3 separate regions of the Mus musculus genome follow, and regions 2 and 3 are each linked to region 1. The links are chromatin loops, found by intact Hi-C in ENCODE. Cell type or tissue: left cerebral cortex. All regions are shown on one strand. Region 1 overlaps St6galnac3 (ST6 (alpha-N-acetyl-neuraminyl-2,3-beta-galactosyl-1,3)-N-acetylgalactosaminide alpha-2,6-sialyltransferase 3). Region 2 overlaps St6galnac3 (ST6 (alpha-N-acetyl-neuraminyl-2,3-beta-galactosyl-1,3)-N-acetylgalactosaminide alpha-2,6-sialyltransferase 3). Region 3 overlaps Pigk (phosphatidylinositol glycan anchor biosynthesis, class K).

Evidence for each region. Hi-C counts contacts between places; a loop is a spot of excess contacts. Peaks named below come from ENCODE experiments on the same cell type or tissue, not always from the same donor. Only the 100,000 strongest peaks of a DNase experiment are listed, where the experiment ranks them.
Region 2: a loop joins it to region 1, with 2.6 times the contacts of the local background. A loop is called at or near these places in 9 of 42 quality-filtered maps.
Region 3: a loop joins it to region 1, with 3 times the contacts of the local background. A loop is called at or near these places in 13 of 42 quality-filtered maps.

The regions. Positions count from the first base shown.
Region 1 is chr3:153,489,128-153,497,127 of GRCm38, forward strand. All of the region lies in intron 2 of St6galnac3 (ST6 (alpha-N-acetyl-neuraminyl-2,3-beta-galactosyl-1,3)-N-acetylgalactosaminide alpha-2,6-sialyltransferase 3), which reads right to left. Among named protein-coding and RNA genes, the nearest start is that of Gm46831, 16 kb to the right of the region's middle. In left cerebral cortex, a CTCF peak has its summit at 4,703; DNase peaks (open chromatin) are centred at 13, 856, 4,114 and 4,684; H3K27ac peaks cover 457 bases.
Region 2 is chr3:153,650,636-153,658,635 of GRCm38, forward strand. The region is part of intron 1 of St6galnac3 (ST6 (alpha-N-acetyl-neuraminyl-2,3-beta-galactosyl-1,3)-N-acetylgalactosaminide alpha-2,6-sialyltransferase 3); the gene reads right to left. Among named protein-coding and RNA genes, the nearest start is that of Gm52633, 59 kb to the left of the region's middle. In left cerebral cortex, CTCF peaks have their summits at 4,678 (motif pointing left) and 7,953 (motif pointing right); DNase peaks (open chromatin) are centred at 2,837, 4,613, 6,459 and 7,942.
Region 3 is chr3:152,779,400-152,787,399 of GRCm38, forward strand. Pigk (phosphatidylinositol glycan anchor biosynthesis, class K) reads left to right here. Exons shown (of 11, transcript NM_025662.5): 11 at 5,997-8,000. The coding sequence ends at 6,113. It also overlaps the pseudogene Rpl29-ps1. Among named protein-coding and RNA genes, the nearest start is that of Gm40181, 27 kb to the left of the region's middle. In left cerebral cortex, a CTCF peak has its summit at 4,545 (motif pointing right); a DNase peak (open chromatin) is centred at 4,560.

The DNA.
Region 1 (8,000 bases):
CAGCTATGAGCAGATGTCCCTGTATGTATGAGAAGTGAGTCTCTGTTGCCTGTTCTCTGGCAGCCCTGGGTAGGCTGGAATCCTGGGCACTCCCTTCAATCACCCACAGAGCAGTGGAGGAAGGCAGCTGTGGAGTCCCATGGGAGGAGAGGGAGGTTGGATGGCCTCTCGGCCTCAGGGGGGCGTGGTCCTGGAGTCAGTCCTCTGGCTGCTTTCCCTTGCTTCATATTGCTCTCATCAATAACTATTGATAAATGAAACCATTCTCATATATGTGTGTGTACTGCCTCATACCAGTATTTACCAAGGGAGGGAGCTGAGATGTTTGGGCCTTAGTTCTTTTTATTTTGAACTACTTTTTAATGACTCATTCTCCTTACCAACACAATGGGCTTAATAGCTCAATGATTATTTGGGGGCATTTTAAAGTCCAGAGGGGATGAACGTTATAAGTTTCCCAATGTGCTGAGATTCCATCGATGACAAAGAGCCAAATGGCACAGCAAGTGCCTGGGTTATAACAAAAGATACTGTTTAGAATTGGAGGCTTCTAGGCTGACTGAGGTTCCGTTACAGAGAAAAATGAGAGGACATTCGCTAGCAATGGAAATACCTGTCTGGCAAGTCTGTATGATTCAGAGAAGTATGTCTGGGATCAAGGTTCTATTCTTGCAATGCATAATTGAAATGATGCCAAGAGTTCGGTATTACCCGGCTCTACCTTGCTTCCCCTGTGTGAATGCAATCTACCCTACGCTCCCCTTGGCAAGCTAATGGCACTCTGAGGAAATCCACAGTGAGAAATTACAGCCTCCTCCTGGCCTTCTGGGCTGCCTCACGCATTTTAATCTTGGCCTCCTGACAGAAGGGCTCTGGGAATGTGACCCTGTCCTCCATACTTGCTTATTATCCTTCTTGGAAGCATGCGCCCTTATTAAAATCCATGGGATCGGTTCAGCTGCGGCACGGCTGGCTAGCCCAAATTGGAAAAAATGGAAATAGCAAGCAAGAGGAAAACAATTTTACATCCTCCTTTGGATCAATAAAATTAATATTTTTCATTAAGAATAAATCATTCTCCTTGCAACATGACTGGAGATGTGTGGACACCAATGCAGACTGGAATACATATATATAATCGTAAGACATACTTGTTTGTTTGACAAATATTTCTGGAGCATCTACATTGTGTTGGGCAGTGTTTGTCTCTTGAAAACACCATTGAAAAAGTGTTACAATCCTTAGCCATCTCTCTCCATTGAGAGAGGTCTTAGGAAGAAGCCTTCTATACCCTAAGGATCACATGTAGGTGCAGGCATTTTTATCAAATAGTAAAACTATGTACACCGTCCTGGGATGAACTAATAAAGTCAGAGAGGAACTAGCTGTCATCGAGAGAAGCACGTTGGAAGAGCTGGAGTCATAAGTGACTGAATATACCATGGCCTTGCTTTAGGATGAAGCTGGGCCATCCCAAATGGCACCCCTCCTGAGACCCAGATCAGCCTGTAAATCTGTGGCTCTCTCAGGAAGTTCTGAGTAGCATCGACCATATTTGGAGACAAGAGAAGAACAAAGAGAAGTAGAAGCAGGGAGGACAGCAACAAAGTGCACAGAATCCGAGGTATCTTGGCGAGGCTCTCCCAGGGAACAGGCGCCACTGACCGGGGGTGGGGGGTGGGGGGGGTGGGGGGGTGGGGGTGGGGGTTGTGAAGGAAGGCAGGAAAAAAATGAGAGACGGGAGGAAGGAGAAAGGAGGAGGGATAATCAACCCATCACAAACTCGGGGATCTTGCATGGGCAGAGGGTTTTTTGGTCAAGTATTAGAACCATCCTAGCTGCTGAGCACAGAACAGGGGCACACCAGGGGCATGAGGTAGAGGACACTTACTAAAAGACCGAGAGATAAGCAGTGTCAGTGTGCTGAGTCAGAGAGTGGAGGAATGGGGCAGGCTGCTCTGTGTTTAATCCAGAGTGAATCTGCATGGTTTAAGCCTTGAACAACGCAGCAGGAAGGTTTAGAGACAGAGAAGCCTGGAGAAGTGGACAGAGGCATAGCCTGTGAGGTCTCAGGGACTATGTGTGGACCGACTCACAACACAAGCTCTCACTTGAAAGCCAGCTCCTCCTCTGCCCAGAGGGACATCATCAGCCCTGCCCTAGTGGAAAGGCTTCATCCTGGTCTTGCTTCTATTCAGGGAAGTGGTATGGGCTCTGTTCCACAGAAGGTGACTTCAGAGGACACAAAGAACCTCCTCTAGTCTCAACACAGAGGGATGAACGCAAGGCAAACAACTGCAACTTTTGCCCAACTTTTCTAAATATCCCTAAGACTGTTTACAGAATTAGAACACAAGGGGGAAAAAGAGAGAGAGAGAGAAAGGTAGATGTAGTGGGGGAGCCAATCGTGAGACTCCAGGGAAGAGAAATGAATTCTATGTGGCCTCCCGCTGCTGGCTGATTCCCAGGGAGAGCACTCTAGCACACTCATCTCCCACAGAGCTCTGAACCAAGTGCCAGTTCCCTTTGGGTGTCCCCATTGTCATTAACCAGGAAAAGCTCCATTAAAAACACTTACTTGGTGGAAGGCATTCTGCCCACACCAAACTGAATTAACCCTGAGCAAGAGAAATTGAGACTACAAGGAAATTTATAGCACTAATGACTTTAACAATTCTAAGCTGATTAACAGGAGGCCACGAACTGAAATCCTTGCGTTCCAATCAATCTTCCAGGAAACTCCAGGCACGAGCACTTAAGGGAGAAAATTCCATGTGATATTCTAAGCAGGCATCCCCATGAAAGCAGGGGAGTGATCAGAAAAGGCACACTACAATGGCAAGTGGGGTGGTAACTCTTCACTAGCCAGCCTATTCTGCGAATAAGTGGCTAGTTCTCCATTTCTATCTGTCACCCATACACCCTGATTCCTTCACAAGAAAAAGTGTAGAGCTCCTAAGAGGGAGGGCTGCTCTAATCCATTGAAGGTGAAAAGATAACAGGAAGAAAACATGAAGATTCTAATAGATTCAAATGTTGTCATGTTAGAATTGTTACCTGCAGGCAGTGAACAGATTGAATGATTCACCAGGAAAGGTGAAGAACGACCACCTAGTCCAGCATGCAAGTGGGACACTGCGGAGAACGTAGGAAATAGTTGTCATGGTTTAAAAGGAACTCAAACAGGTTGTTGTAGAGACAGAAACAAAGGCAAAAGCTCCCGTGCTCACTACATAGCGCCTTGATGAGGGAGGCATTGGATGATTGCATGTCCACAGAGTGACTATAAACAGGAACACATCTGGAAATGGCTCTCTGGGCATCTGTCTGCCTGATGAATTTCTCATCAATATTCCATAGCAGAAACAGCTCATCACCAGGGGGGCAAAAACCCACTCCATTTTCAGTCTTCTTCCCAGAATTCATGAACAAGTAATCCTTCAAGAGAGGAAGCTGTATGGCTGTTCATCCCCTGCCTCCCCCCCCCCCCACACACACACAGCACACCTCAGTCGGAACATTCAACGGTCAGGTTCACAAGGGTCTCATTCAAAATGCCAGCTTCTCTCTCAGGATTACCAGCCATTTGAGAATCACTGGTTGGCAGGAAGTTTCCCCTGTCAGCTTCTGCCCCATCATGAATTGGAGGGCAGGGACTCTAACAGCTACATTTTCCCATCATATATGGAGGATTGGGAATCTAACAGCTACATTTTCTTTGCACTAGGATCTTGGATGTCTATTAGACACTGCCAACAGGATGCAAGCCATCATGGTCTGCAGTGCTGGAGATGGAGTTAATCTTCCCCTATCACTGGTAGCTGAAAGATGGCCTCTGTCAGCCAGACAATTTCTCAAGATTTCATTTTCAACTAGATACTAGATTTGAAATATGGAAAAAAAAAAGTCACACTTCCCAGAACCCTCATGCTGTTACCCAACCTTGAGTAAGTTACTTAATTTTTTGACCCTGTGCTTACTCATTTGTAAATAAGATTGATCCACTGGCAAGAAAGTGCTGGCTATGACTTTCATTCCACTTGAGGCACTTAGCAGAGCACTTGGCACAGAGAGGCACTCAGGAAGCTGCCGCTAAGATTATGATCATCTGAGAACAACAAAGCCAGCCTGGTGAAGAGGAGGTCTATCTGGAATGAGCAACAGAAGGCAGCTCTGTGACATCAGTGAGCTACTTAGTTTCTTTGTGCTTCATTTATTGGCTGTTCTCTACTGAAAATGGTGGATGCCATAGACAGCAGAATTATTCAGTAAACGTTATACTGTTTATACAAACCTACCAAAAATAAACAAATATCTGTGGATAATCATTAATTATTATAAAAAGTGTGCAAATATTTCCCACCACTGCTAAGGAGGCAAATCAAACAAATCCCTGGTGCCATCTTTACATATAGAAAACTGGTATTTGCAACTAACACATGAAGGTAGAAAGTAGAAGGGCCGATACAGACCATTTTGCTATATTTTGAACATCTTTGTCTGGCAGTAATGCCAAATGCACTGTAAGAGACAGTTAGGGAAAGAATCCTAAGCGAATTCTCCTAATTGGCTTTCTGCATAGTTAACTTCACTTACAGAGAAAAACGGTTATGGGGGCAGGACACATTGCAAGAGAAGGCTCGTGGGCACAATTATGTAGCCTACAGAATTTAAGATGCTTTCTTCCATGCTACAAGCAAAAAAATAAAGAAAGAATGAAAGAAATAAATGCTTCCCAGTGGCAGGAATATGCTAAGGCAGATCCGATGGTGGATATTACTGATGCTGTGAAGTCTGCCTGCCTGTAAAGGCCACAGCACTTTATACAAGCACAGCAGCCACTGTCAGGCGACTCCATCCCTGGACTCTAACCGGGGAGAGCAACAACAGGCTCAGAGCACCTTATTTAATGAAAAGGAGAATTGGAAGGTTCACCCTGGTTTGGACAGCAGATTGGCCACAGTCCAATCGCTGGAAAACAAGAAAGTTGTGGGGTACTGAAGGCAGTCAAGCCAGCTGGTGTTCGTTTGGCTCCCAGGAATATCAAAGATGCACAGACTTGCCCCTCTGAGGTACCAGGCCTTCAATAGTAAGCATTAGGGCCCTTTGGCTCAGAGCTTATCACCTAAGAATCTGCTTCACTTTGATCCTCAGTAGATTCCTGCCAAAGGATATCAATCTCAACCTAGTTTAAAATCAAGAAGCCGGACTGCCATTTCCTACCAACTCTCTAATTTAGGAAAACTGATATTTTCACTCTAAAATGCTGTCCCATCTGACAAATAATTCAGGGAATTCGGGGCCAATGCGTTGGTACAACCTGGAAAAGAACACAGTTAACAATCACCCTGCTTTTTAAACAGAACTTAAATAACGAAAAATAGCACCATTGGTTTTGAAAACTATAGGGAGAGACACAGGAGGTCAGTTCATCAGCAGCAGGGCAGGAATGGCGTGGTAGCTGTGATTTCTGCCGGACTATGAAAGGACAGAGGGAGAGTTGCATAGTTGACCCAGCTATGGTCTTCACCATAGCTCCTAATGGCACCACAAAATGCACTCCTGCATATAAGATCCACGGGGCTCAGAAGTTCAACACAAGCAAGTAAGACAGACCCACAGGGAAGAGTGACAGGCAGCTGAACCCTTAGTTAAAAAACATCCAGACTTCAGACTAAGGTGCTAGCCTTTGTAAGCTCTCTCCTACCTCCTCCCCACCTCTCTATCTTCCACCCAGCCTTAACTGATGCTCTGGAGGCAGGTTCAAAACTCACCCCTGACACTTTGAACATGTGACTTGAGAATTGTCTAGTGTAGCCTATTTTCTCATTTACAAATGAAATTGTGACTTTATATAAACCAAGGAGAATGTGCAATGGACATTCAAATCCCATGACTCAATGTAAGAACTGTGGGCTGTGACAATTCATCTCAGGGGTTAGTTTGAGTAAATCACAGTGCGAGGGTTTTGGCCAAATGCTATTCTGGATGTTCTTTAGCTTTTGTTCATATGGTTTTTAGATAAAATTAGTATTAAATTGATAGGCTTTGAGTAAATTAGACCACACTCTATATACTGTTGACTGCCTGTATCCAGTCAATTTGAAGCCCAAGAGAACAAAGACTGAGTTCTCTTAGCAAGAAGAAAGTCCAGTAGACATTGATTTCAAAACAGAAAGTTCAGCAGGCCTCTGTCTTGCTGGTCTACCCCATCAAAAACTAACCATTACTCCTACATGATTTCAGTGTATACATGTGATCTCAAATTATATGTATGTGCATATCTATTTACATGTACATGACATACATACATAATTTGACTACACATCTTGTTGGTTATATTTTTCTGTAGCATCCTGAATGGTTGTATGAAAATGAAAAACTATAATTAGAAAAATAAAGAAGTAATGCCTTTATAAGTTCTGAGAGGAGAATCAAATACGTTAAATAAAATTTAATGCATACAGCTATGACTTTAGAAGAATAATTTTTAAAATAGTTTCTTAAAATAGCAAATATAACAAAGTCAGCTTCACACAGAATGACCAAACGTCAGAAGGACTCTCTGTAAAACTGTCTCCTGATCACTAATGCTTAGGAATCTCTTGTCAACATAACAAATGTTGAAAAATGAGAAGGAAAAAGACAACTTTTGGAAACTGGGATTGTATACCTAAACAGTCCAAAGTTCCAAATCTATATAACAAGACACAGTGATTTAAGAAGACATGCATAAAAGGCTGAAGTATCTAATTTAATAAAATGATACTATTAAATAAAATATGAAAATTAAGTTTATATGCAATAATAGTAGAAGACTTCAATATCTAACTCTCATCAATAAATTATATAGAAAAAATCTGACATAGAAACTTCAACATTAAACTGTATGACAGATCAGGTAGACTTAACAGATCTCTATAGACTAGTGATCCAACGGCCACATACATTTTTTTCTAAGCTGCCCATGAACATTTCTGTAAAACAAATCAAGTTTTAGAGCATAAAGGAAACCTTAACAAATACAGAAAGTAATCAAGATAATTTCTTGTAGTTTCTCAGCTCTTGGTAGAATAAATGTAGATGTGAGCAGCAAGGAATACTATAAAAACATGCTTGGAGATTGAATAATACCCACTTAAATAGTTAGTGGGTCACTGGAGAGTGAGCCAAGAATATCCTTAAAAGTTCTAGAATCAAATGAAAATGAGACCACAACTTTATCAGAACCACTGGGACACACACAAAAAAAATGCTGAGTTCATAGATTTGAGTGTTTCTGGGAAAAAAAAAAAGACAGACTTCAAATATATAATTTTATGAAAATTTCCAGATTTTTATAAAAATAAGAAAAAGCCAAATTATTAGGTAGAAATAAATAATAAGGATGGTAGAAGAAATGAATAAAATGGAGACTAAAATAACAATACAAGGAATCAATGAAACAGAGATCTTGTTCTTTGAATAGATAAACAAAGCCATAAACTCATAACCAAGCTAACAAAAGAAGGAAATGACCCAATTTATTAAAATTAATGATGGAGTTTGGGCACTGCAACAGAAACAGAATCTAGAGGACCATGAGGGAGACTCTAAAAACGATGAGAAAGTAGAAGAGATTAGTTCCTAGGTACCTATAAGCAATGGAAATTAAACCAGGAGGATATCAGCTTAAGCACGTCTCTGTAAGTGACAACACTGAAATGGTGAAATTCTTCTAACAAAGAAAACCCCAGAGCTGGATAGATTCCCTGAAGAGTCTACCAGATCTTTAAAGAAATACACCGGGGCTTTGAATTATTCCCCAAAATCCGAAAGGAAGGCCGCTGCCTGCAACTGTTAGTTTTAATCGTTAACAAGATATAGACTCTTGTGGGATGTGGGCTTCTGCACCTGCTTGTGAGGGATTATCTTGATTACATTAATTAGTGTCGGAAGATCCATTTTAATTGTGGGCAGGCCCACTTCCTGGGCTCTGTAAAACAGTGAAAGCGGGCTAA
Region 2 (8,000 bases), 160 kb after region 1:
CAGAGTGGCGGGCGATCTCTAAGTCTGGACAACTACGCAGACAAGCAGATTTCAGAAGACTGGGCAGCACGTTCCCTGAGGAGTTGTCTCCTGCACTTTGAGAGCAGACTGGCTTTAGCCAATTGATAGTGACAGCTGCCAATTTCTAATAACTTCTTCAGGCCACTTCCAGTCTTTACCGACTAGATTTGTAATTTGTTTGCTTGTTTGTTTGGCCAAAGCCTGGCTCTATTTAACTGATACACTGATGGACATGCTAGGATTGAATAACACTGAGAAAAGGCAAGCCAACAGAAATGCACAGGGCAGCATTCAGCACTGTATGTCTAAGTGAAGGGACAACCCCGAGGTGGCTCTGCTGAAGTTCTAAGAGCCAAAGTACAGATCAGCTCCATGGAGAGAAAGGGAGAGAGGGAGAGAGGGAGAGAGGGAGAGAGGGAGAGAGGGAGAGAGGGAGAGAGGGAGAGAGGGAGAGAGGGAGAGAGAGAAAGAGAGGGAGAGAGAGGGAGAGGGAGGGAGAGGGAGGGAGAGGGAGAGAGAGAGAGAGAGAGAGAGAGAGAGAGAAGAGAGAGAGAGGAAGAGAGGGAGAGAGAACACGAGAACACTCATGGACCTGTCTATAGAGCTCTTGGTTACCAACCAAAACTAAGTAGTCACACAGAGGTTCCAGGTAAAAATTAAAGGGTGCACCCTACACAAAAGTGACTTTTCAGGGGCTGGGTATGTTGCTCAGTTTCTGGACTGCCTTCCGTGTATGGGGTCCTGAGTTAATCACCAGCACCACATATGTCAGGTATAGGGGTGCATGCCTGTAAGCCCAGGACTCTGGAGGTCTGCACAGGACGATTAGACATTCAAGGATATCCTTGGCTAGAGAGAGAATTCAAAGCCAGACAGGGCTACATGAGATCCACTCCTAAATGAAAGGGGGGGGTGGTCTGTGAAGGGGGAAAAAAAAAACCTCTTAAAATGCAGACGCTCTAAATTGGTGTTTTTCAAATGCCAGTTCAGATACACAAAAGAAGGTGTTTGAACTGCACTGCCTTGCACAGCCTGTGTGTAGTGTGCAGCACAGAGGAGCCCTGGGAGCAGGCTGTAGATGAGAAGAACCAGTCAATGTTACCAAGTACCAGGAGGCAGGAGCTGACACAAGGGTCTCAATCAACACTGTCCACTGAGCACAGGGTTTCAGGAGACTCTGTGTCCAAGTCTGTCTGTCTGTCCACATGTCTGTCTGTCTCTGTGTGTGTGTGTGTCCATGTGTGTGTGAGTGTGTGTGTGTGTATGTATATGTATGTATGTCTGTGTATGTGTGTGCACGTGTGTCTATATGTGTGTGTGTGTGTGTGTGTGTGTGTGTGTGTGTGTCTCCTGTGCCTGTGAGCCTGTGTGTGTGTCTGTGCTTATTTACATACACACTGGAGACTTTCTCCCTGGAGCTTGGAAGGGAGCGTCACGTCTCCTCCCTGTGAAGCCCCTAGCTTGGCCTTAACAGTCACAGTTCACACAATGGCTACTCTCTGGGTGAGATCGCTCCTCCATCCGCTGGCACTGCGGTGGGATTCTAGCGACCCCCCCAGAAAGTTCTCTCTTCAGTAGGTAAAGCAGCAACCCCTCAAGCTATCCAGGATAGGCCCTTCCCCCTGTGAGATTCAGAAGCCGACACGCTGGCTCACTTAACTATAGCCGAAGCTTTTCTCAGAGGCTCCTTGGCCTCAAACAATTCTAGCACACACCCAGGCCAGAGCTACCATGCTGCCACAAGATTCCTTCTGAAACCTAATCCAGACACTTGTGCCCCACATGAGAGCATCCACCAGGGTCTGCTAGGTCACCTTTGGCGTTTAGTCACCAAAACCTGAGACTGTCAATCATCCCCTGAACACAGTTCATTCCTCCATCCATCTGTGCCTCCAGACTTATTGCTCTCTCCCCAGAATATTCCCACCTGTGGAGCGCATCTTTTTGTACCACTTCCCACAATGCCTCCTCCAAAACGACTGGCAGCCATTCCCGAAGGCACTTCTCTTCCAGATCCTCTCAAGGCACCATCCTAACAGCGACGGACTGTGCCTGGAAGGCCCACCCGTGCTGCCCCAATTCCTCCAAGCTTCAGTTTGTGTCTCTGTAAAGCAGGGCCTTGTGTTGCGTCCTTCAGACACCTGGAGTGAGGACTGAGCTAGTTAGCCTGTGTTTAGCACTCAGCACAGGCTAGAGTGTTCTCTAAGTGTGAGGTCCCAGAGGGCCTGAGCTTGGGCTTAATTGGTTTCATGCCTGGTTTCTCCATCTCATGGCAGGGACACTCCTGAAAGCAGGCCCTCGATGAGTCCTGGTAACCAGATCATTTCTATGCTAGCGCACTGTCTGATATCCAGAAGGGAGTAAATAGGAGGTTTGTCCAATAGTTACAGAAGGCTGCCCATGAGTGAAGGTGGGGCAGACTGGTTCCAGGCACTGCCCGTAGCTCAGAGGCATTTCAGCCTCTACTGCCATCACTGAGGAGCCTGCACCAGTGTCTCACACTGCCCCATGCTCTGTCTTTTGGGAAGTGTCTGGGTTTTCCTACCCCTACATTCTACTGTCAGAAGTAGAGCTGCCTCCCCCTCCATCTTCACAGACACTGCTCCAACGACATACAACAGCCCGGCACCTCACCAAAATCCTGTCACATCAAAGGGACAGCCAAGAGTTCTAGAATCAGCCCCCCACAACAGCTTCATCTCTGGACCACACCCTTGGACACTATGTTGCCAGTGGATGAAACGGCTCTCACTGAAGTGGCTAATGGGGAAACCTGCTCCCTACGGGACTGGTGAAGGGGAGGCCGGCAGTGCCAGGTGCAGCACGAGCTGTGGTGAATGCTGTGCGTGGGTGGGTGGGCGAAGCTGTTTCCATAGGGGCACCTTCTCAATCTGGGTGCTGCTAAGTGTGTGACCCAAAACAACTAGGCAAGCGTGGAACAGAGACAGGAGGTGGTTATTGCTCTGGGAAGGTTACAGATACACAGGGAAGGTGACCAGGATGGCCTGTGGTGAGAGGGAGACATCGCTAGGAACTCAGACTGCCCTTAGGACAAATGCAGGCAGCTTGGTGCAAACACATCCACCAACCGCCATGCCAATGCATCTAGATTGGTGCACAGTTATCCTGCCTTATCCTGTCAGCTGGGAACAAGGAAGCACCCGGCACTGCCAGGTTCCAGATCTGGCTTCCCAGTATTATCCTCCAGTGAAAGGGTCTGGGGCTCCCATGGTCAGGGAACACACAGCATAAACCTGAACTTTCCCATAGTACAGAAACTAAGAGAGTGTTCAGAAAACAAGCAAAAACACCAAAGGGCTCTGGGGGCCAACAGCATGACCTCCCAGTGGCCAGAGCCAGAATGTATGAAATCGAGTAGAATTTGATTATAACCTAAAGTACAGAATGTACCTCTAATAATCCACTATAATCGAAATAAATAATCAACTAGGGAAAGAGGCGAGGGAGGGAAAGACAAGGTCTGCCATGCAGTGAAATGCCCACATGAGGAAGGGGGCAGCTCTTCCTTCCCAGGGGGAGCAGCACAAAAAAAAGGTATCACGTGGCAGACAGGAACTTTGCAGGGGGTGGGGGACACACATGTCCTCAGACAGGTGACAAGGGTGATCCCAGAAATGAAAAATCACACCGATAGCGGAGACCCTGATAGGATGCGATCAGAGGTCGATCCTGCTCTACCTACAGTCTTCCTCTCGAACATCCATTTCCCCATCTACTCACGAGAAAGGTCTCAGACAAACTCCAACGGAGAAACGGTCTCCCAAATGCCTGACCAGCCCTCCACACAACAGCAGCAGGTGATCCAAAAGCCCTGAAGGCAAATAGGTGCTGTCTTAGTTAGGGTTTTACTGCTGTGAACAGGCACCATGACCAAGGCAATTCTTCTAACACCAACATTTAATTGGGGCTGGCTTATAGGTTCAGAGGTTCAGTCCATTATCCGCAAAGCAAGAGCATGGCAGCATCCAGGCAGTCATGGTGCAGGAGGAGCTGAGAGTTCTACGTCTTCACCTGAAGACTGCTAGTGGAAGAATGACTGCCAGGTAGGTCTTAAGCCCACACCCACAGTGACACACCTACTCCAACAAGACCACACCTAATAGTGCCACTCCCTGGGCCAAGCATATACAAACCATCACAGGTGTTTTTACTAAACTGTCGCTCTTCAGTCAGGTAAACTTAAACTCTCACTACATGGAAACTCCTGTCAGGTGACTCACACCAACCCCTTCCCTCAATCTCCCCGCCAGAGAACAAAGAAAGTACTGCTCCCCTTCCGGTCACCTCTTGTCATACCTCAGGGGAGCATTCTCCATGGATTCTAAGCCAGGAGTGTGTGCAGTGGAAGGAGCGGGCTGGATGGACAGCTTGCCCAAGGAGAGCTCCAGGAGTAGGCTCTTCTCTCATTGGGGATGCTTAAACAAAAACGTGCATAACTTACAACACTTTTAGGCGTCGCTATGCTCAGCCCGAGTGTGCTGGAGAGTGTCCTTATGTTACTGGAATTCCTTCACGGCAGGAGCTGGGGTGCAGAGATGGTTCTTAAAATGCATCCCACTTTGGGGACTTGTGCTAAAACAAAATCCCAGTTTGTACCAAAAGTATGACTTTAAGAGTGACGAGAGTGCCCTCTTGTGGTAAGGACTGAGAACTGCAAGCAACCCTGTGACTATTAAGGATATTAAGTTGGGAGTTTTCTCCTCTTCACATTCTTGGTGGCCCGACAGAGGAAACCATCCTTGTAAGTACAGAAAATTCCAGCGGGAAATGGACAAATCTATCCTCGGCCAGACAGGTCCAGGTTCTGTTTCCCTTCTTATGAGCAGTCACCTTTGACAGAAGACCACAAGCTGCTGCCCCAGTGACATTGATCGGGACCTCAACGACTCTTGACACCAGGTCGAAAGTCTTTACGGAACACACCAAAATGGCAAAGAGTTGCTCATTTCTGAGGGCCACCCCGTCTTTGGAGGACAAAGAGATTAGATAGATAGATAGATAGATAGATAGATAGATAGATAGACAGACAGACAGACAGATAGGTGGTGGGTGGATGCATGCATACATATATTTCCTGAAAGTCAGCCTCCCACACAACAGAACAGGACAACAGAACAAAGAGGACATGGAACACGACTCACCATGCCCTGTCTAGGTCACTACAAGACAAATTTTTTTTTTTAAATCCAAATTTTTTTTTAATCCAAACAAAGCCACCAGTTTTCACATGTAAATTATTTATTCGGGTAAGTGATGAGACAGAAGCCGCATCAACAGTAAAACCAGGGTGCTCTGTGACGACAGGGTAAGACAAGAGGAGCCCCACCCCAAGTTTTATTAAAATGAATGTGGAGTACACCTGGCTGGATCCCTTCCCCGTGCAGGCTCTTGGGATGCTGTGATTCTAATTCACAGACGCTCTCTGGCAAGCCCATGTGTTTTCAAGCCCTAGAGAGGTAGAAATGTGGAAGATGCAACTTAGTTTCAGCTATTCCTGTGACAGCCAAAGGGCCAGCAGAGAAGACAACCCCAAAGACAGTCGAAGAAATGCAAATTAAAGGAAGGCGGTTGGCTGCGTTATGTGCCAGTGAGTTGACTTGATAACCTGAGATCCACACCTGGAACCCATGCGACAGAAGGAAAAAAACAATTCCCAAGAGCTGCCCTCTGACCTTCACACGCACACCTAGAAGAAGCATGCCTGCATATCCTGTACACACGATTTTTTAAAAGGATCATTTCTCTTTTTCACAAAAGAAATGATGCACTATCGCTCTGCACTAACCAGAGAGGTAAATGAAAAAGCTTGATGTCCTGGCATATCAATTACAGAAGACCCAAGGAAAGAGACACTAGAAACCACCTCTAAGAAAAGGCTGAAATATTCTTTCCATTCCAGGGCAGAAGTAGCATCCAGTGTCTGCAGAATGTACGTTATCTTAAGACCCAGGCCCTCCCTTCTGAGAATTCCAAAGCACCGTTTAGACAACTTTTCTGAGACCAACGTCCCTTTCCCAAAGGGTCATGATGGCTCACAGACTTTCCCCTTTGGGCTCCAGGTGCATCAGAGAAAGAAGACAGAACTGAAAATCCAGAAACCATTTAAGAATCAGACCAGGATCGGGTAGACCCTCCAGAGCTTCCAGCAGACATGGCAAACCAGCAAATGCCATGACTAGACACAAGATGGCTGACCAGGCTTCCAGTCTCACAGGTTAAGAACTGTTCCCAATCACAGGGCTCGTCTGTTTGACCCATGAGCAACACCATCCTGTGTGCCTTCCTAGTGTAGACTCCACAGAAGCCTCACTGTCTACCCTGCGGGCTACACAGAGGCTCCACACTGAGAACCGCAAAGGACTGTGAGCCTCTCTGAATCTACAAAGGAGCTCACCTGCTCTACAAACAACCTTGGCTTGCATCTAAATGAAGTGTCTAGAGGCTGTGCTCTCCCAACTTAGCCCCGGACCACAGCATCCTGAATAGCATTGCCCTTAATGAGCCACGGATGAGACAATGGCTCTCAGGCTGCTCTGGCATGGACTCCAAGCTTCCTTGGAAAATCAAAATGCCAGAAGCCCAAGTAAACACTTAAGACACAACAATGCCAAATAGACATGAATAGCAAATACCTCCAAAAATATGAGCTTCTCAAGAGACATTATTTACGCACTCTGCCATTTTTTTTCTCTTTCTGTGGCTCTCAAAGAGGATTTAATCCTCTGACAATTTTTCACTCAGAGAAAGACAAAGGAGCCCACGGTGGAAGGGAAAGCATTGCTCCATGAATCAAATCCAGTCTGCCTCATAAGTCACAGTGGATCTACATTTCTGTTCTGAGTAACGATTGGAAAGAGGGCTACAACCGTAGTCAGGAGGTCTGACTTGTCACCTCAGCTCAGCAACTGACCAGTGGTGAGGCACCAGCTTCCCTTCTGAGGTCTGGTCTCACTGGCCTCACGGATCACCTGTCTAGGGCCCTCATAGCTCATGGCCTCAGGAATGTGGCAGAGGGCTGAGTGTTCCACTCTAATGTCCTCAGTTTCTGTTATGTGGGTGCCTCTGCCCATCTCAGAGGCTCTAGGCTGGTGAAGCCTGCACCCACAAGGCAGGATAACCCAGAGGCTTCCACCTGCCTGGACAGAGTGGAGTTCCAATCCTCAGCAGGGTCTGCTGCTGCAAGGATTGCTGGTCCGGAACACACCCTCTCTGGTCTTCTGTCCCACTCCTCTCTATACAGTTTTCTGGTACTATCGCCCACAGCAGGCTCTTGAACTAGAATCCTTTGGAAGAAATCCAGATTGAAATAGAGACAGCATGGCTTTCTAGCAATCCACTCTGTAACACAAGAACTAGTTCATTTCTGTCCAGAGCTGACCCCAAAGCAACCTTAGGGGGAAAGCCTCATTTTAATACGGCTCTGAAGCTCTGGCTGATTCCTGGTGGCTCTCAGCGATGAAAAGTGACACTACTCTGTCACCTGCTCTGTGTGCTAGGGACCACTAGTGCCACTTCTCTCTTAGAAAGGGCCAAAGGCTAATGTCATGAGAAAGCAGGCCAAGTCCAAGGTGGCTGACGCAGGCCTTTGAACCTGCGCTTTCACAGTCCACGGACCTGAAATGTCAGTGCTCCCTGACAGTGGTGCTAAGGGAACAACTGCTCGACCAACTTCGATTATCTCTGGTAAAAAGAAGCCAAATTCACAGGAACACGGAGCCTGGCATCCTCTGTCCGGTGTAAGCGGAGAGCTGGGGCGTCTCTGAAGCCGCCTAGGAAACACACTTCTGGGCGTGCCTGTGAGCATCGGCTGAGGTGGAAAGACTCGCTCTATATGTGTCACGGGCTGTCTCAAACAACCACACAGCTACTGGCCCCCAACCTGCTGCACCGAGCAGCCACCACTAGAGGCCACCACACGTACCTCTGCACCTGAAACCCTTCATTAACATCCTCCAGAT
Region 3 (8,000 bases), 710 kb before region 1:
CATGGTTTCCCTTATGCTATTAATGTGATTTGAAGCCTTTAAGTCATGGGGGCTGGAGAAATTAAAATCGCAGGCTGTTTTTCCAGAGGACCCCTGTTGGATTCCTAGAACCTATGTGGTAACTCACAGAAGTGTTCAAGGTCAGTCCCAAGGGAATTCAACCACCTCTGCTGGCCCTGTGGGCACTGCGTGTACATGGTCTGCAGTGATACAGGCAGGCAAAACCATCATACATATTAAAAATATAAGTTAGGTTTTATGTAAAGGGAATCAATACATTGAAAATACAAATAAACTATAGTAAGTAGATAGTGGAAACCAATTATTTTCTCAAGTATTGTAACTGTAACCTTGGTAGATTGTTTTATAATTTTGTTTCTCTAGAGTATAGTATAATTAACTCTCATTATTCTTAGAAAGGAATCTTGGTGAAATTTTGGTAATTTTCTCTTTGCTTAGCAATAAATATGTATAATTTCAAAAATCCTGTTTAGTCTTTACATAAATTTAATACTTAGTTCTGTACTCTAAGTGTTTTGAAGTTATATGGTAATTTTCTCGCAACATGAAAGGGGGAGTGAACCGTTCATAACTCTGAGTGTAGCGTTGCTTAGCTACCCAGCTCTTTCATGTGAAATATTAGACATTGTGATAATTGGGAGCCCTTGAGCTTCTGAGTGCTGGTCCCTGACACTGTGTTTTATGTAAGCCGTTCACCTTTGTGTTGGAGATGTTTCTGTAGGTAAAATAAAAGAAGAGTGTATTTAACAGCAGTCTGGAGAGGGCCTTAACTGTATAAAATTAGTCATTTTAGGAAATGCTCTAATGCACATGAATGAAATTATAAAGAATATTTTAATAGGAGCTTGCTTCAGATACAGCTATACTACAAAATGCTCTGAGGTACTGATCTGTCACAGGGCTGTAGGGATGTCCAGAATGTTCCATGGAGTTGTATTAAAATAGCAATCCTGAGATGGTAGGAGCAGCAGTGGACACACACGGAGAATGTGCTCGGATCACTCCGCCCTCCGCGGTACCCATGTTAAGTAGAAGCTCTGGCTAACCGTTGGCTTGCTGCGAGGATGCCCGTGTGTGCTGTCTGAGACTGGAGTCGAGTCATGGGCGGCACAGCCAGCATCACGTGGGTTTCTGCAGCTCCAAACCCCAGCTCTCCCAGCCCGGAGACTCTTGTATTGCAGTTTTTTCTGTGCATTCCCCTTACACACTCCCTTCCTCAAAATGCCTGTGCATTATACATATACTTTTTAAAACAGATCTTGCCTCAAGTTCATTTGTAACAACATAGGGCACTGGTCATCTGCAAATAGTGTGTAGGCAGGTGTGTCCCAGCAGTCCGTCTGTCTTCACGTTGGCAGCAGCCTTTCCTATGGGGCCTTCACAGGGGCCTGGGCACCTTTGGGAACCTGAGCTGGAGCTGAAGCTGGGCCTTAGCTGGAGCTGTGGCCTCTGCCTTGGATTGAACCTTGGGCTTCAGTTGGCAGAGCCTTTGCGCCTTGGCCATGTAGATTCGAATCCACTTCCCAAGCTTGGGGTGAGCAATAAAAGCCACGCGCTGAGTTTGCGGCTGGGGCATCTTGACATCTTGGGCTTGATGGCCTGAGGCTTCACCAGGGCCTTGATGACCTCTGTGCATGCACTCACTGCCCTTCCATTGTTGGCCTGCATCTTCTCCAGGCCTTTCTTGTTGTGCTTCTTGGCAAAGCACGTGTTCCTCAGGACCTTGGGGTCAACCCCTTAAGAGATTCCGTATCTTTGTGACCGGGGTTTCTTTCTTTCTTTTTTTTTAAATATTTTTATTAGGTATTTTCATCAATTACATTTCCAATGCTATCCCAAAAGTCTCCCATACCCTCCCCCCCCACTCCCCTACCCACCCACTCCCACTTTTTGGCCCTGGCGTTCCCCTGTACTGGGGCATATAAAGTTTGTGTGACCAATGGGCCTCTCTTTCTAGTGATGGCTGACTAGGCCATATTTTGATACATATGCAGCTAGAGACATGAGCTCCAGTGGGGTACTGGTTAGTTCATAATGTTGTTCCACCTATAGGGTTGCAGATCCCTTTAGCTCCTTGGGTACTTTCTTTAGCTCCTCCATTGGGGGCCCTGTGATCCATCTAATAACTGACTGTGAACATCCACTTCTGTGTTTGCTAGGCCCCGGCATTGTCTCACAAGAGACAGCTATATCTGGGTTCTTTCAGCAAAATCTTGCTAGTGTATGCAATGGTGTCAGCGTTTGGAGGTTGATTATGGGATGGATCGCCGGATATGGCAGTCTCTAGATGGTCCATCCTTTTGTCTCAGCTCAAAACTTTGTCTCTGTAACTCCTTCCATGGGTGTTTTGTTCCCATTTCTAAGAAGGGGCAAAGTGTCCACACTTTGGTCTTCGTTCTTCTTGAGTTTCATGTGTTTTGCAAATTGTATCTTATATCTCGGGTATACTAAGTTTCTGGGCTAATATCCACTTATCAGTGAGTACATATCATGTGAGTTCTTTTGTGATTGGGTTACCTCACTCAGGATGATGCCCTCCAGGTCCAACCATTTGCCTAGGAATTTCATAAAAGACCGGGGTTTCTTGATGCCATTTTCGGGACTGGTTGTGTGTGGTGTGGTTCTTGGACTTGGCCGTGACTGCCAAGTAACCCGTGGCTCCCGCAGCGCCTGGGACCGGAAGAGCCATATACGTTTTAAAAAGTGCAGATAAATCCGAGTTGAGCAGTGTCCACCTACAATCCTACTTCCTCCAGAGAAGCAGAACTAAGAAATTAGTATATTTCTCGCCTTTAAATACTTTGCTATAGAATACTAAGCTGTATTTCATATTCAATTTGCATATTGTTTTAACTTCCTTATCATGGGATAGGAATCTCTTAAATCACTAAAATTGTTTATAAGCGTGTTGGTCAGCTACATGGCACCGTCAGCTTCTTTTGTTTCCTGATGTTTACTGAGGAGGTGAAACTGGAAATCGTGTGAACGTTTGTCAGCACTTCTGGGTTCCTTTACTATGGCTTCTAGAGGAAGAAGGAACATTTTAAAGACCTAAAACTGAAGTTGACCTTGTTAATTAACATTTGCTAGTTTAATTTTAAAGAGCAAAACATTTGCATACTGTTTTTATGACAGAGAAAGTGAATTAGCCCTTTATAGATTTGTGAGAGCTTTGATCCCCATCTCCTTTATTGATTAGCCCTGTGCCTTGTGACTTGGGGGGAAGCCCCCTGAGCCTAATCCCTTCTTCTGTTACATTTTCCTATTGATTTCCTTTTAAGTTTATTTATATACTCTGTAAAGTGCAGGTATTTCAGGAATTTGTTTCTGTTCTCCACCTTTGCTCTCTTGTTCTCACTCATTGCATTTGGGCTTATAAATCTTTTTACTGTGTGCATTTCCTACATTTTATCCCCTTTGTCCTTTGTGTTTGTATCTAACTTATTTAAAGTTTTAACTATAGAGTGTATTTTTGTGTTTCCAGAGCTGAGTTAAAACAAATCTGACTTTGACACTAATCCAGTGTTAAGAATGTGGAAACAGTACTTCCTTGCCATTGATTTCAGAGAGTTCTAGCATCTGTAAATTCTTTCTTTTACATTCATATAACATCTACTGTAGGAGGTTGCTATAATAATTATATTTTATTAATATTAGTAACCTTTTACTGCACCATTTAAACATCACAGTGTGTGTTAAGAATGTTTGTATTGAAAACTGAGTTCCGTACTACCTGTGCTCTCAGATGTTTGCTGGGGGCTTGGAGCCCTTCTCTCACAGATAAAGGTGAAGGAAGTATAATAAGCTTTTATTGTTGTAACCCATTGACATTTGTGAACTTTAGTAATGGTAAGTTCATGCATGAATAGAGTGTATCTAAGTTACAGCCACCTGCTCCCCATCCTCTTGACTCCTAGCTAACCACACGCTGGTGGCTGCCTTTTCTGTTCTCTATGGCCATCTTTCTGGCTTTGTGCCAGTACCACAATATTAGCTAGCATTATTCTTTTTTTTCCCCTTAAAGCCTTATCCCTCTCTGTAAACTATCATAATTGTTTACCTGACATCTCATGCTATAGGCATCCTTACCTGTCTTATGTTTTTAAATCGCTATTGTAAGTAAAAGAAAAAAAATCTATTCTTTTACTCACATGATTGATGAGTGCTGATTGTGAAAGAGAATATTTCTTTCAAGCATGAGCTCTTCTCAGTAGTTATTACAGATACATTTATATACTTTGTGATATGTATAACAGTTTCAAATGAAAGTTTACTCCCCCACCCCTGCCCAGGAGTTGTAGATTGGCCAGTGAGAACAGAGTGGTATTAATAAAAGCTTTAACAGTAGGTATTTTCATCTCATAAAAGTGAAATGCAAGGTAGGGAAAAATTATAATTAGTGTTCTATCAAAATGGAAGTGCCAGTGGAGGACAGTCATCCATAATTATCTAATTAGATTAACCACACTGTCAGTTTAGCTAGGGTCAAAAGCAGAAGTGGGAGGTGTTTCCTTGTCCAGCAGGGGGCAGCATCTGACTGTCGCTAATGGGTCCCCTTACCTACTGCTGGCAAGGGGACCAGGTACTTCATGCTGAGCCCGGAGAGTGGGAATAAACACTGTGCGGTGTCCGTGAGGCCTCGCCCATCCCAGCAGAGCTCCTGGTGGGGCAGCCAGTCAGTCCCCTCAGGCCTTCGTACGTACACACCACTGTTGAAATTGGAGCCACAGTGGGTCTGTCTGTGTGAGTCTTTATTATGGCTTTAAGAGTCAATACTTTTCTTTCAGCTCAGTGTTTATATTTCATGGCTTTGATGTGTAATAAATCATTCCACAAATTAGTGACTTAAAACCTTTGTTTGTTGGTCATTTGTTGAATGGGTAGTTTTCAGCTTGTAACTGTTACCATCCTGGTTAACATTACAGTAGGTTGACACATGAAGACATAGTAGGCACACACCTCAGTTACAGAACCGTAATGCAGCTATTGAAGACACAGTGAGGTGGGAGAATGGTCTTCCCTAGACGAAGGCACACAGGACACTCAGCTGTGGACTGTGGGTGTGTGGGAGAAGAGGTGTACGCGGACTCTAGACGAAGGCACACAGGACACTCAGCTGTGGACTGTGGGTGTGTGGGAGAAGAGGTGTACGCGGACTCTAGACGAAGGCACACAGGACACTCAGCTGTGGACTGTGGGTGTGTGGGAGAAGAGGTGTACGCGGACTCTAGACGAAGGCACACAGGACACTCAGCTGTGGACTGTGGGTGTGTGGGAGAAGAGGTGTACGTGGACTCTAGACGAAGGCACACAGGACACTCAGCTGGACTCTGACAGGCTTGGAGCTCAGCAGGCTGGTGTGAGATGAGTGGTAAAGGTGACTGATGTGGTAGATAGGAGCATGGAAGGAGGAGCCAGCCTTTTGAGAGTTCAGAGAAAAAGAGTGTTTCTGCCAGAAACAGTCTCGGGCCGGCATCACCCTAGTCAGTGAGTTTTAAAGAAGTAGACCATGGTCAGGGCCACCTCTGTGAAGGGAAAGTACAACCAAGGTTGCTGCTGTGGTCGTAAGCAGCTGTAGTTTGTACTGTGTCCTCACCCTCTAATGAGTGTGGTGTGTGAGTGCTTCCTGTAAGCAGCAGCAGGGCCCTCATCGGGCCAGCGTTCACTAGGGAAGATGAGACATATAAAGCATAAATTAATGGAGAGATAAACTTCGGCAGGGCTCTTCCCTGCCGAGTGACTTGGAGGAAGGAGGCGGTTGGTTGTGCTGTGCCAGGGCAGGCCCCTCTGCGGCACGAGCTTCCTTTACAGGATAGTTATCCCATTTGAAGTCTGCCCCTGTAGCTGTCCCAGTGTGGTGTTCACTGGGCCACGCCCTCTTATAACTCATCCACTAAACGCTCTCCCATCAGCACATACATTATCTATTGCTGCGTTCTCAGCTCTGAGGTGGCCATGTTGTCCTTGTCTTGCAGAAGCCAAAGCCGAGAGACTGGCACCCTCCCGGAGGCTTCATCCTGGGGCTGTGGGCGCTCATCATCATGGTCTTCTTCAAGACCTATGGGATCAAGCATATGAAGTTCATTTTCTAAGACTCAAGGATGTATGAGGAAGAATGAATGGAAGACTGCAGCCTTGGAGCAAAACTTAGGTTTTCATATGTTTTTAAATATGTTGCTTTTGTGTAAATTTGGGAAGAAAATTAGGAAAATTGAATATTAATGAACTTTTGACTTTAAAACATAATATTGTTAATGCACTTGTTTACTGGCCACAGAATATATCTTTCATTGTGTTTGTGTGTTTGAGTTATAGAAAGCAGAGAGCAATGACATTGGAACTTTATGCTTAATTCTTTTTACCCTCCTCTCATTGTAAAAGTGAGTAGTAAAGGTGTTAGTTCCCACTAAAGGAAATTACTTCCGTTCATAGGTTTGTGTGTGCTGTCTTGGTCTGTTTATCTATGGACATATGTTCCCAACCATACAGAATATGCCATCTCTAATCTTTGGTGTTTACAATGCATTATTAACCTTTCTCCGCCCTCGGACATCCTTCAGGATATACTGTGAGCCTGACTTGGATGCACTTGCCTACAGTCCAGGCTGTTCAGGAGGCCGAGTCGATTTTTGAGCCCTGGGGGTGTTGAAGGTCAGCCTGGGCAACAAACAACAACCAACAGAAGAGAGAAACACCACGGAATGCACCGCCCACTCTATGGTGGTCACGTGACAGCTCCTGAGGGACCCTTACCTGTTCCTAGAGTTCCCTTGGGCTCACTCTGGGATAGTAATGCCTCTGGAATTCTGCAGCTTTACTCGCACAGGAAGATGGAGACACAGCTTTACTCGCACAGGAAGATGGAGACACAGCTTTACTCGCACAGGAAGATGGAGACACAGCTTTACTCGCACAGGAAGATGGAGACACAGCTTTACTCGCACAGGAAGATGGAGACACAGCTTTAATTGCACAGGAAGATGGAAACACAGCTTTACTCGCACAGGAAGATGGAGACACAGCTTTACTCGCACAGGAAGATGGAGACACAGCTTTACTCGCACAGGAAGATGGAGACACAGCTTTACTCGCACAGGAAGATGGAGACACAGCTTTACTCGCACAGGAAGATGGAGACACAGCTTTACTCGCACAGGAAGATGGAGACACAGCTTTACTCGCACAGGAAGATGGAGACACAGCTTTACTCGCACAGGAAGATGGAGACACAGCTTTACTCGCACAGGAAGATGGAGACACAGCTTTACTCGCACAGGAAGATGGAGACACAGCTTTACTCGCACAGGAAGATGGAGACACAGCTTTACTCGCACAGGAAGATGGAGACACAGCTTTACTCGCACAGGAAGATGGAGACACAGCTTTACTCGCACAGGAAGATGGAGACACAGCTTTACTCGCACAGGAAGATGGAGACACAGCTTTACTCGCACAGGAAGATGGAGACACAGCTTTACTCGCACAGGAAGATGGAGACACAGCTTTACTCGCACAGGAAGATGGAGACACAGCTTTAATCGCACAGGAAGATGGAGACACAGCTTTGGTAGCTGTTTATCTAGGGAAGTCATGCCTCTGAGAATTTTTAGTGGTAACCCCTCAGAGAAACATGCCCTATTACTTTTTATTTTTAAGCATACTGTGAACTTCTAGAATTGATTGTATCTCTTCAGTTTTTGTCCTGAAAGAGACAGATTGCTGACAGCTGGATCTATGCTGTCCCTGAGGACAGCCCCATAAACTGGATGACATACATGGAGCACACACACTGAAGGCCCCGCCTTCATGTCTGATGGATCAGTAAGACACATCCAATACTGACTCTTCTAGGATGTCAGTCACCTCCACATCTTCCTGCGGTGAAAAGATGGCCAAGCTTGTGTTTTGTGACCATTCTCAGACACTCTTTTCTCTTTCAGACTTTGGCATCAGAGAGCCGTGCTGGGGTGGGCTGTGCC